Regions from separate parts of the Homo sapiens genome. Here region 1 is linked to region 2. The links are chromatin contacts, found by Hi-C or POLR2A ChIA-PET in ENCODE. All regions are on one chromosome and are shown on one strand. The core of a region is the stretch at or near the end of the contact, and the rest is flanking DNA. Distances in the headings are between cores, read along the strand shown.

Region 1 (5,773 bases), core at 1,828-4,327, 37 kb after region 2:
CCTGTGGTCCCAGCTGCTCAGGAGGCTGAGGTGGGAGGATTGCTTGAGCCTGGAGGTTGAGGCTCAAGCATGAGCCACGATTGTGTGCCACTGCACTCCAGCCTGAGTGACAGGGTAAGACCCTGTCAAACAAACAAACAAACAAAAACAAAAAACAAAACAAAAAAAAAGCAAGCAAGAAAGGAACGTCTGTGTTAGAATAACGGTTGTGGAGACCAAGTTTTTATCATGCAGATGAAGCCTCCAGGTAACAGGCTTCAGAGAGAGAGAGAGAGTCTGTTGTATCAGTCTTTTTTGTTTGTTTGTTTTTAGACGGAGTCTCATTGTGTTGCCCAGGTGGAGTGCAGTGGCACGATCTCAGCTCACTGCAACCTCCGCCTTCTGGGTTCCAGCGATTCTCCTGCCTCAGTCTCCCAAGTAGTTGGAACTACAGGCATGCATCATGATGCCTGGTTAATTTTTTGTATTTTTAGTAGAGACAGGGTTTCACCATGTTGGCCAGGCTGGTCTCAAACTCCTGAACTCAGGTGATTCGCCCACCTTGGCCTCCTAAAGGGCCTGGATTACAGGCCTGAACCACCGCACCTGGCCCTATCAGTCTTAAGATCTGTTTTAATGTTGATGCTGGTCAGTTGGCCTGAATTCCAAAAGGGTGGAGGGTATAATAAGGCATATCCAACTCCCCGATCATGGCTTAAACTAGTTTTTCAGGTTAACTTTGCAGTGCCTTTGGCTGAGAGGAGGGGTCATTTCAGATTGTTGAGGGGCTTAGCTTTTTTTTTTTTTTGAGACAGAGTCTCACTCTGTCACCCAGGCTGAAGTGCAGTGGCGCAATCTTGGCTCACTGCAACTTCCACCTCCCGGGTTCAAGTGATTCTCCTGCCTCAGCCTCCCGAGTAGCTGGGATTACAGGCGCCTGCCACCATGCCTGGCAAATTTTTGTATTTTTAGTAGAGACAGGGTTTCACCATGTTGGTCAGGCTGGTCTCAAACTCCTGACCTCATGGTCTTCCCTCCTTGGTCTGCCAAAGTGCTGAGATTATAGGCGTGAGCCACCACGCCTGGCCAGGGCTTAGCATTTTATTGTTGGTTTACATTCAGTTCCCCGAGCTCTTTTAAGAAGTGCATGTCTCCCTAGTAAGCCACACCTTAGAAATAAGCATATTCAGATGAGTAATGCTGTGATGGAGGCAGAGCCTCCTCAGCCCTGCTCACGGAATGCTTCCAGGACTTTGCTGCTGGCCTTATTGAGCTCTGATTCCCTTCTGCACAGGGTCAGAGCTCTCCAGGGAACAATGAAACCCTAAGGAAGAGCAGACCACTTCACAGCCACGTGTGTCCTACCCCACTCTGCTGCATCCCTAGTTAGACTTCCATTCCAGGAACTGTCTCAGCTGTTGGTAATGACATGCCGACTCCATCTGCAGAGGAAAATCAATGTCTTACAATGAAGCACCTGCCATCCACTCTCCTAGGAACCTCTGCCCCTTATAGAATATTCATGCAGCCCTTTTTTGTAATCTCGGTCTGAGTTTCAAAAGATTCCCTAGCAGGAAGACCATTTAACAGATAGACCATTTTACAACGCAAACACTGAAAATTCCGCAGGAGAAAAGAGGCACTGGTTTTTGAAAACCGTGCTCTGTCCACAGTCAGACACCATCTCACATTTCCAAGTAACCCAAACAGTTCCTTCAGTTAGGTAAATATGCCTGGCCATGTGACCAGGAGCTAAAGGGAATAATAGGGAAAACAGAGGGCAGAAAAAAATGTCAGTGGGCATAAGACGAATTTTCTTCTTTTTAATTTCTCGATTTTGTGCTTGATAAAGGGAAAGAGGCCACCATTATAAAACAACTTTTACACACTTTTACTTGTGATTTAGTGCATGGTGACCTGGAACATAAAGAAGATTTATGAAAGGAAAGACAGAATCATAGTAGGTAATTGAGTTATTTTTTAATTTTTATTCTGTCTTTATAAGATTTTTGAGAAGGTAATCAATTAACATAAAGATCTGAGCAGTTATAAAGATTTACAAAGAAGATTATACAGTGATGGAAACTGAAGCATATTCTTGGCAACAATCTCAATCTATTTCACGTTTCCCGGCTTTTACATATATAAATTTGGTATACATAATATGTAAATATACTTCTATTTTGCATGAAAACTAAAAATACTAAAAAAGTAGCATGAGTATATGAAAAAGTTAAACATTAAAAATATTAGTTGGAAACTGGCTTATTTTACTAACAATTATATTCAGAATTCTGTTGCTAGACTGCTGTTTCTGGGAACATTGGAGGTGTACTTTCTATACTTGCTAAAATACAAGCTTTTCAAGTATTTTCCATAGTATTAAGTGAGACTTTAAATACTCTTGCTTTTTTAGATCTAATTTCTGCTTTAATTTATCCTTCTCTTCATTTTTCCTGTTTGTCCTCATCTTACCTGTTCTTCCCTGGTTTTACTATCTCCCAGTATTCAGAAATCAGAGCAAATAATTAGTCTGCTTTTCTGCAGAATAAACTATTGGGTATGCCATCATGCTTTTGATCTACCACATAAACAAATTATTTTAGCAAGACATCACTTTTATATGCTGTATAATGTATGTATTGCTTATGTTTTAAGCAGATTTCAGCTCTTTTCCTTCCATCAATTTGGAATTGGGGGCCCAAAAGATGTGAAGGCGATAATGCTTCCAAGATAACTGGGCTGCATCCTTATTTGTAAAATAAGAAATACTTTATTTCCCAAATTTTAAAGGAGTGTTCCTTCTCCGACCTGTTGTGATGGATTTATTCTATAGCTATGGAAATATACCCTGCTTCACTCTTGTACATACTTCTTTACTCTCCTCCCGCCAAGTTCATTGAAAGAGAACCCATGTGCCGGTCCAGAGCATCGCTGCATCCGTAAGCAGCTAGACCTCAGCTTCCTCTGTCACCATGGTGCCGGCTCGGCTGGGCCCGGCGGTCGCCATGGTAACTGGGGCGGGTCGCAGGGTCCTGGCAGGCTGGGCGCATGCGCGCGGGGACTACAAGCCGCGCCGCGCTGCCGCTGGCCCCTCAGCAACCCTCGACATGGCGCTGAGGCGGCCACCGCGACTCCGGCTCTGCGCTCGGCTGCCTGACTTCTTCCTGCTGCTGCTTTTCAGGGGTGAGTTTGCGCGTTTCCGCTGTTGGGAGACTAGGGTCTGGGGGCGACGGAAGCAGAGCGGGCCGAAGCTGCTGGAGCCGGTCCGGGCGAGGATAGCGGTCCTGGCTCCGAGGGCTCCCGGGGTCCCGGGCCGGAGGGGCGGCGCGCGCCCGCGTCCCCGCAGCCAGGGCTGGGACTCGGGCCTGGCTAGGGCGGGGGCCCTGGGACGCCCGGCAGTTGGACCGGGGCGGGGAGCTAATTTGGGATGGGGGGCCCGTCCCAGGCAGTGAGTCGGTCCCGGACAGCCGTCGGACCCCGGGGGCGGGCTCTTCTCGGGCGGGGTCCTGTGCTGGGCGGTGGGCTCATCCCCCGGGTGGGCTCCTCCCAGGCGGGGTCCTGTGCTGGGCGGTGGGCTCATCCCCCGGGTGGGCTCCTCCCAGGCGGGGTCCTGTGCTGGGCGGTGGGCTCGTCCCCGGGGTGGACCCCTCCCGGGCGGTGGGCACGGCCCTCTGGAGGGAGCGCGGCAGCTGCGGCGTGGGCGCTGGAACTTGCTGGAAGACCCTGCGCAGCAGTGCTGTGCTCTCCAGAAGGGACGGTGAGCGGGGGACGTAGCTGAGGACCGGCGAGGCAGAGCTCCGAGGCCTGGCGGGCTGCTTGGTCACAGCCCTCTGGGGATCTGCAGTTCATTTGACTCGACACAAAGGAACTGCTTTTCTTTTACAGAAATAAAATGGATATCAATCCAGTACCTTTTTTGTCTCTGGCCTGGCCGAGGAGACCACGCAGACTCTTATCCGGAAATAGCATTCGGGGCATTTGATCAAGACACACTAATAAACTTGATAGTTTTGTGCATTTTCTTTCCCTCTGTTTGGAATTCTCATTAGATCCACATTTTCCTGGACAGTTGTACAGAGGACTAAAATAGCTTTCCTTTAGTGAGCTTGTACTGTCTACTAGGCACTTTGGAGCCATTATCTCGTTTACTCCTTTCAGCAGCTCTGTGAGATAGGTTTCATTAATCCATTTTCAGAGTCAAGTCTAGTCTGCTTTCCAAGGCTGCATTCTAAGTAGTGAAGCCTCAACTTCATATTTACCTAAAGCAGGACACCACACTCTTCCCCTGGCAGCCATCCGCAGGTAACCAGACCAGGACCTTTTTCGGTTCTTAGATTATTTTATTGTTTGAATTGCCACTGTCATCCCATGATGTTTTCCAGAATATACAAATTAAAACACGGAGGGACTGTTTAGGAGTGAAGGTGGACAGATTTTGGAAAACAAAGCATTCCTGTGTTTGGTGCTTTATGCTAATGGGATGCTCGTGATGGGCTGTGACAAAAGATGAGTTTTAGCGTATAGATTATGTACGCTAAGGCAAAGTCTGTATACTTTGCCTGAAAGTGATTCCCAAAACCAAATGCTGTTGGGAGATAAGTGATCAAAGGCTAGCCAGGGGACAAGGGTGTCAGGAATGTCCAGCACCCGCTGTGTTGGTCACACTGACACTGTCCTATTCACAGCCTGGAACAACTCTCTATTGTTGAAAAGATCTGTTCACGTGAAAGTTTGCAGTTTTTGTTGCAGAAGCATTTGGCAGTTTAGCTCAGGAATGAATTTCAACTTGGTAGTTTGTTAATAAAACTAGAAAATGCAAAGAGCTTCACTTACCCTTAACCTCTGATTTCCTTCCCCTAAGGGACTAGTTTTGTGGCTTTTTTGCTGGTAGGGGCTGGGATTCACATGCAGAGCGTAGGAGGAAGAATCAAATTTTGCAAACTAGTTCTAATGACAAATAATCGAGGTAGTAGGATGTATGAATCCACTTTGAAGGCGTGTAGCTATCTTTTTTTTAGTAGGGGCTCTTTTTCCATTATTTGGTTTATGCTTTAAGCTACCCTAAAACTGTTCTTCCAGAAGTCATGACTACTGTGTCCTTTTTATTTTTTATGATTATTCTCAATTGCTATTACTATTTATTTTCATCTTAAAAATTTTGGTTCTTGATATAACAGCAAACATTTCTTTTGTGGTTACCCTTTGCCAGGCTCTGTTACAAGAATTTAATGTTTGCTAATTTATTTAATCTTGATAACTCTAAGAAGTCGTTACTATTGTTGTGCCCTTTTGTGGATGAGGGAACAGAAGTATGGAGAGATTCAGACCCTTGTCGGGAGTGTTATCCTGTGCGTTTTAAATGGGAAATCCTTCATTATTTGTGTTAATCCAATTTTTAGTTATTTGTATTATTCCATTTGACGGTGGAGTTCTTTTAATGGATCAGTTTAAACAGATTATCAAGTTTTCAACACTATGTGGTTTGTATATAAAATATTCTTTTGTTGACTCATGACAGGTGCAGTTCAGCTTTACAAATGTTATGCCACATGGCTTTTTTGAATGATTGTGTACTCATTAGTGTTAGGTTTCCAAATCTTTGATATTCTAGAGAGAAGTGCCTTATTTAGAATTAAAACAGCAACAGTTTTCATTCTTCAGATAAGACAACTTGTGTGCTGAAGCATATCAAAATCTGAAAATCAAAATTTCTGGGAAATTTTTGAAAAAATGTTTAATTCTTTTATTTGCATCTGTTTGGACTCCAGTAACGTTTTTTAGAATGGCATAT
Region 2 (5,456 bases), core at 1,952-4,451:
TCATTGGAAGGGCTCAGGATTAGGAGTCAGAAGACTTATGTTCTGTTCCCATTTCTGCCACCAAAAAGCAAGGTGGGTTGGAATAAGACAGTTTGCCTTTTTGGGCCTCAGTTTCCTCTTCTGTAGTAATTGGGCCAACTAGTCCACTCAGATTCTCTAAATTGCTTCTCTGAGCTCTGGAACTTCCTTATATGTATTCCATACCTCCCTGCCCCTACTGACATGCCTTCCAACCCCAACAGCCCAATGTTTCTATCCTATCCAGACCCTGCCAAAATAGAAAGAGTACAAGGCAGTTGGTTTGTTGGTGTTATGACTTCTTTTCTTTTCAGGCAAGAAGTCAGATTTAAATTGTGCCTCAATCAGCACCGAAGCTGGAATGCTCAAGTCTCCTACACAATGGCTTACATAAAAACAGCTCACCTCTCATTTCTCTCTCTCTTTGTTCTGCTCTTTTCCAATCACTCGGTCAAGTAATATCTATTAAGTGGATATGTCTGCAAGGCACTGCGCAGAAATGTAATCCAAAATGACAAGGTCCTTGTCCAAGAGGAACTTAACAATTCCACAAGGATCCAGCACAGATGGGAGCTTTAAAGACAGCCCACTGCCCTCATGCAGGGGGGGAAGATAAAGGATTTTTTTAATGCCTTTTAATGTTTTAAAGTTTCTTTTACCTACTTCAGTTGTTAATTTTATAGTGACATCATGTTTTTGGTGTCTGTCTTTGAGTGTTAAGCCTGTCTTCTGTCTCCTCATCCAGGGAGGAAGTCAAGCTGCTCCAGACATCAGCACTCCACTTCACAAACTCACCACCCATGCTCTCTCCTGTGGGGACCTCAGCTTTGCACCTGGATGTGCCAACCTGGCTCCTGCATTTCCATACCCCAACACAAGAGTCTCAATGCAAGGGTTGTAACATGCCAGCAGTGTCTGTACAAGCAAACGATGGCACTCGTAGCATATGGAGGGCGTGGGGCAGTGGAGCTGTGCCTTCCCCTCTCCTGAGGCCCCTGGGCTTCGAGCAGTCTTCACGCTCCTGAGTTCTTTCTCAGAATTCCCTCCTAAACCTCTTAGCGAGTAAATGCTGCTTGCCATATCCTCTCTTCCTTTAGTCTTGACGCCTAAATACTCCACATCTGCTCCATAAATAATAACTTCTCTAGAGCTCTTTATAATTTACGAAGGGCTTGCACCTGTAGTTTCTCATTTAATCTTCTCAACCATCCTGCGGGACAGGGTTATTATTGCTCCTTCTTTACAGATAAGAACCTGAAGCTCAGGGAGATTTAGTGAGGGGCCCAAAGCCTCACAGCTGGACCCAGCTGAACTAAGCTGGACTTAACCGAGCTCTTTCGGCTTCTATATGAAATTAGAGGGAGAAACTGCTTCTCCCCACTGAGTTCTCTCCTCCCCTAACGTGTCACATCCCCTGCACCTGGTGTTCTGGGAAGCTCACATCTCAAGCTCTCTCCTGGACTCCTTATACTGCACAGAGCCCAGAGCTCCAGACACAACAAGAGGGGGTTCCACAGAAGAAGGGGAATAAAAGAGATAAAAGAGAGCCAAGGGCACCTGCTGCTCACTCCCGACCTGGGGACCAGGCAAAGTGGCCCAGGCCAACGTTAGAGTCCTCTGTGGTGGGGTCAAGGGTTTAAAACACATAGTGTGGTTTCAAGGGTTTCTTAGGGTTGATTTTTTTTTTCCTAGACAAATACAAAGAAAAATGAAGAAAAAATTAGGACAATGTCCCAGGAGCCTCAAGTAAAAACTAGGAAGCAGCTGGTGGTGGAGGAAAAGCCACGCCAGGGAGATAGAAATGGAGTCTCCAGGCCGGCTGAGGCGTGTGTTTAATGGAGGCCGGCTGTGCAGGTAGAGGACGGAAGTGTCGGGAGCCCTCCCTGCAGAAGAGGTGTGTCGACCCCACAGCTGCCAACGTGTCCCAGAATGAGGCCCCTCGTGAGTCTGCAAGGGCTGGAAAGCAAGCCTGCCCCAGGTATGCGTGGGGCGGGGGCTGAGCCTCCAGCGCCCCCAGTGTTCATAAGGAAGAGGTGCGTGGGAGCTCCCTGGGGGCTCAGGCCAGGGTCAGGAGCTGTGGAGAACTGCGACCACCCTGCTCCTGGCTACCTCGAGCCCACGCTGGCTCATTTGGCAGTGAGAAGACAAATGCCAGGTGGGGCTTAGGAGGAGGACGGTGGGGAGCATAGAGAGGTCGGTGGATGAGAAAGACGGGAGGGGACTGGGGCAGAGGAAAGGGCTGGGCCCCCAGGATGAAGGGGAAAGGCAGGCAGGTGATCTGCAGGTGGGAAGGAGAGAGAAGATGGGAGCAGAGAAGAAACCATGAGGCCAGATAACAGGGCAGAGAAAGGAGACGGAGAAGCCACAGGGGCTCGGGGAGTGACGTGACATGTGGGTCACCTGTGAGGGCAAGCACCCCAGTCCTCTCTTCCTAAAGGCTGGTGGAAACAGGGGGTAGAAGGTGCCGGATGCCTGCCACTCATGCCCTCTCCTGCCTTCCCCCGTCTCCCTCATCTCTGTACCCTCCCCTGGGGGCTGAGCCCAGGTTCTGCTCTGCTTCTGAGTCCTCTTGTCCCTCAGTTGCCACTTTCTGCGTTTTTCCAGACTCTTTCTGTCCATTCACCTGCCACAGACAAGGGCTAAAAATTCAGAAGCCAAGTTTCTGATGCCAGCTCTGTTCCTCAAATGCTGGGCCGCACTGGTGGAGTGCCCTCTAGTCTGAACTCCACAGCTGCTTCATTGATACCCCTCCCACGGAGTTGTAAGGGGATAATAGAGCGGATGAAAACGGACTGTAAAAGCACCAAAGGATGAAGACACTTTGGATCCTACGTTTATTTCCAGGACTGAAGCCCTCGGGTTTCTTTAAGAGGAGACGTCCTTGTGCTCGTCCTTGTCCTCGTCCTCCTGTGCACCATGGCTTTTGCTGTGGGCCTGACACACCTTGGGGCTGCCTTGTTTCAGGTCAGAAGAGGAGAACTTGTAGAGTGAGCCATGCTTGGGTGGAAGGTAGGTGGGCTCACCAACATCCTCTACACAATTAGTACAGACTGTGATCTGAGGTGGCGTCCTAGAGCTAGAGGCTAAGAAGTCTCATGCCTGAAGCAGATCTAGGCATTTAACACGCAGAATAAGCTAGGTGGGTTTTCAAGGAGCTGCTGAATATGCATGAGAGGCAGCAAGAGAGAGAGCAGGAGAATGAACATGGGGGAGACGCAGAGAAGCACACAGAGGCATGACTGATAAGGGCAGAGGAGGAAAGAAGGTCTCGGAGACCAGGGCATGAATGTGGTTGCACAGAGACGGGGAGAAGGATGGGGAGAAATGAGGAACAGGAAGAAGATTCCGAGAGAAATAAAGAGGCCGAGAGGAGCTGAGCCAGGCAGCCGGTGGAGCAGGCAGATGGAACAACAGAGACAAAGAACAGAGCCACAGAGTGGGCACACAGCAAGGCCTGGCAGCCAAGCCCTGTGGGTTTGGTGGGAGCAGATGCTTGTATGGGAGCAGCAGCTGATGGCCCCCAGCACGTGCATCCTTGTTGACTCCAGGCCCAGCACAGCCTCCTCGGCAGCCGGCCTTAGCCTGGAGGAGCAACCCTGGTCCAGAGAGGCAGACGAATGGCAGCCCTGCCCCGTGGGGGCTCCGGTTCTTCTCCTCCATCCTCCTCCAGGCTCCGCCCACCTGCTCCGTCTGCCTCCCAGGGCCTCGTGAATCCCAGGGAAGCCATGAGCTGCCACATCACGCCCGGAAGGAAGCGGGCTGCGTTGGAGGGGTGAGTGTGAACCGCTGCAGTGTGCTTAGCTCTTCCTCGGGTGGGAGCATGTGCAGGGGTGTGCACGCTGTGGGAGGGGCGAGAGGGGGAGAAACGTCTGGGCTGCACGGGAACTAGCGCCAAGAGGCTGGGACGAGGCGGGGTGGGGACAGATCCCCGGCAGCACTGCTGGCACAGCTGCCACGCCCAGAGCCCTCTCCACCCCTGGCTGCCTGGATGTGAGCATCTGCAGCTCCTTGCCGCCACCCAAGCCACCAGACTGCCATAACCTCTGAGCGGAAAGGATCTGAGTGGACCCTGGTTTTTGGGTCAGAGGAGCCTTGGGGCTTCCTTGACCTCATTCTCTCCAGCTGCTACCCACAGGCCATTTTCCCATCACTCTACAATAGTCTGGTGTGAGTGGTGCCCCCACCCCAAGAAGCTCAGAAGGGCCAGGGAGAGGGAGGTTTCCACCAGGACCTAGCCTTCGCCCCAGTCCAAAGGCAACTCCCACACTGCCCTCCACACCCCCTCAAGCCCCTCCACAAAGGACATCGTCAGAACACTACAGGGACACCCCGACATCAGGCTCCCCACTGTGCCTGGGGCAGTCCTCGCTGGTCCCACACCCAAGGTCAGGGGTGCCTGCCAGTGGCCCAAAGTGCACAAGAGGCAAGCCCTGGGAGGGAAGAGGGTAGAGGGGAAGCGGGTGGGGAGGACAGTGTCGATTGCAGGCGCAATCCGAGCAAAAGACGGGCACCACAGGAGCCAGATGGGCCAAGAAGAAACAGAAGTTCAGTAGGAAGAGACAGATAAACAGCAGACACCAAGCAAGCAGCCAAGCATATGCTTTGCAAGCAGGCAACACAAGCACCCAGTAGGGTTTGGGGGCTGGGGAGGGTACATGAGCCCACAGGGAGGGGGACATTAGGTTTGCTGTGGGCTGACTCTGCCTGGTTAGAATCAGTGATCTAATCCTCTCCACGGAGCCTCAGAAACATGGAGCTGCAGCCGGTGCTGGCAAGGAAAAGCAGCGTTTGGCAGGGTGGAAGGAAAGAGTGCTTATGCTGGTGCCCGAGAGATTGGTCTCTGGTAGAAGAAACATAGCCCCAGACTTGGAAGCCCGAATAGCCACGTGCTGTCTCCAAGACTCAGAGCAGAGACCCCTAAAGCTGAACCGGATTCACAAGAGGAGCAGAGGACCGCCTCCCGCAAACCCGGGAAGTCCTTGAGCCCTGCAGGTGCCGGCTTTCCCTGCTAATGAAGCCCATCTAGGCTGGAGCCCTCAGTCTGGGTGATGTCATCCTTTTGAGCTTCAGGCAGGCAAGGGGTGGAGCCAGGCTAGAGCTTTGCAGAGTTTGCACGCTCCACCCCTGACTGCTCTGACTTCTGGGCCCTGTCTACCCAGCTCCCTCTTGGCCACGGCTTCCTGGCCAGCCCTGCTGGAAACCGGGAGCTGCTGCAGAGCTGGAGGAGGGAGGGGGTCACCCAGATCACCTCTGCAGAGAGCAGGGCCTGGCCGGGGATGGGCTTCACAGAGGCCCTCTTCCACCCATCCATGCTTGTTCCTACGTTCACTTCAGGGAGCCCTGAGGTTTTGCGGGAACCCAGGGTCCTGGGACCCCAGCCTCAGCCTCTCCCCTCCACCTAGCATGTCCAGAAATGCTCATCTGCAGTACCAAGTACC

The links. Hi-C counts contacts between places; a loop is a spot of excess contacts on that map. ChIA-PET counts read pairs that join two places held with the same protein, here RNA polymerase II (POLR2A). Pooled maps may share reads with other maps.
Region 1: a map of naive thymus-derived CD4-positive, alpha-beta T cell shows a loop between it and region 2 (10-fold over the local background). The contact joins the promoter of JAM3 here to the promoter of LINC02731 in region 2. A Hi-C loop is called at or near these places in 4 of 168 maps with a recorded cell type or tissue (CD4-positive, alpha-beta memory T cell, CD8-positive, alpha-beta T cell and naive thymus-derived CD4-positive, alpha-beta T cell), 5 of 37 single-sample maps with no recorded cell type and 15 of 50 pooled maps. POLR2A ChIA-PET finds 5 or more read pairs at or near these places in 18 of 52 experiments (A673, AG04450, CD4-positive, alpha-beta T cell and 13 more).

What each region holds. Positions count from the first base shown.
Region 1 is chr11:134,065,995-134,071,767 of GRCh38, forward strand. JAM3 (junctional adhesion molecule 3) reads left to right here and starts at 3,078. Exons shown (of 9, transcript NM_032801.5): 1 at 3,078-3,165. The coding sequence starts at 3,090. RefSeq lists a silencer at 2,883-3,072.
Region 2 is chr11:134,029,071-134,034,526 of GRCh38, forward strand. It overlaps LINC02731 (long intergenic non-protein coding RNA 2731), which reads left to right and starts at 3,202. Exons shown (of 3, transcript NR_027276.1): 1 at 3,202-3,790. RefSeq lists enhancers at 2,066-2,565, 3,266-3,993, 3,994-4,721.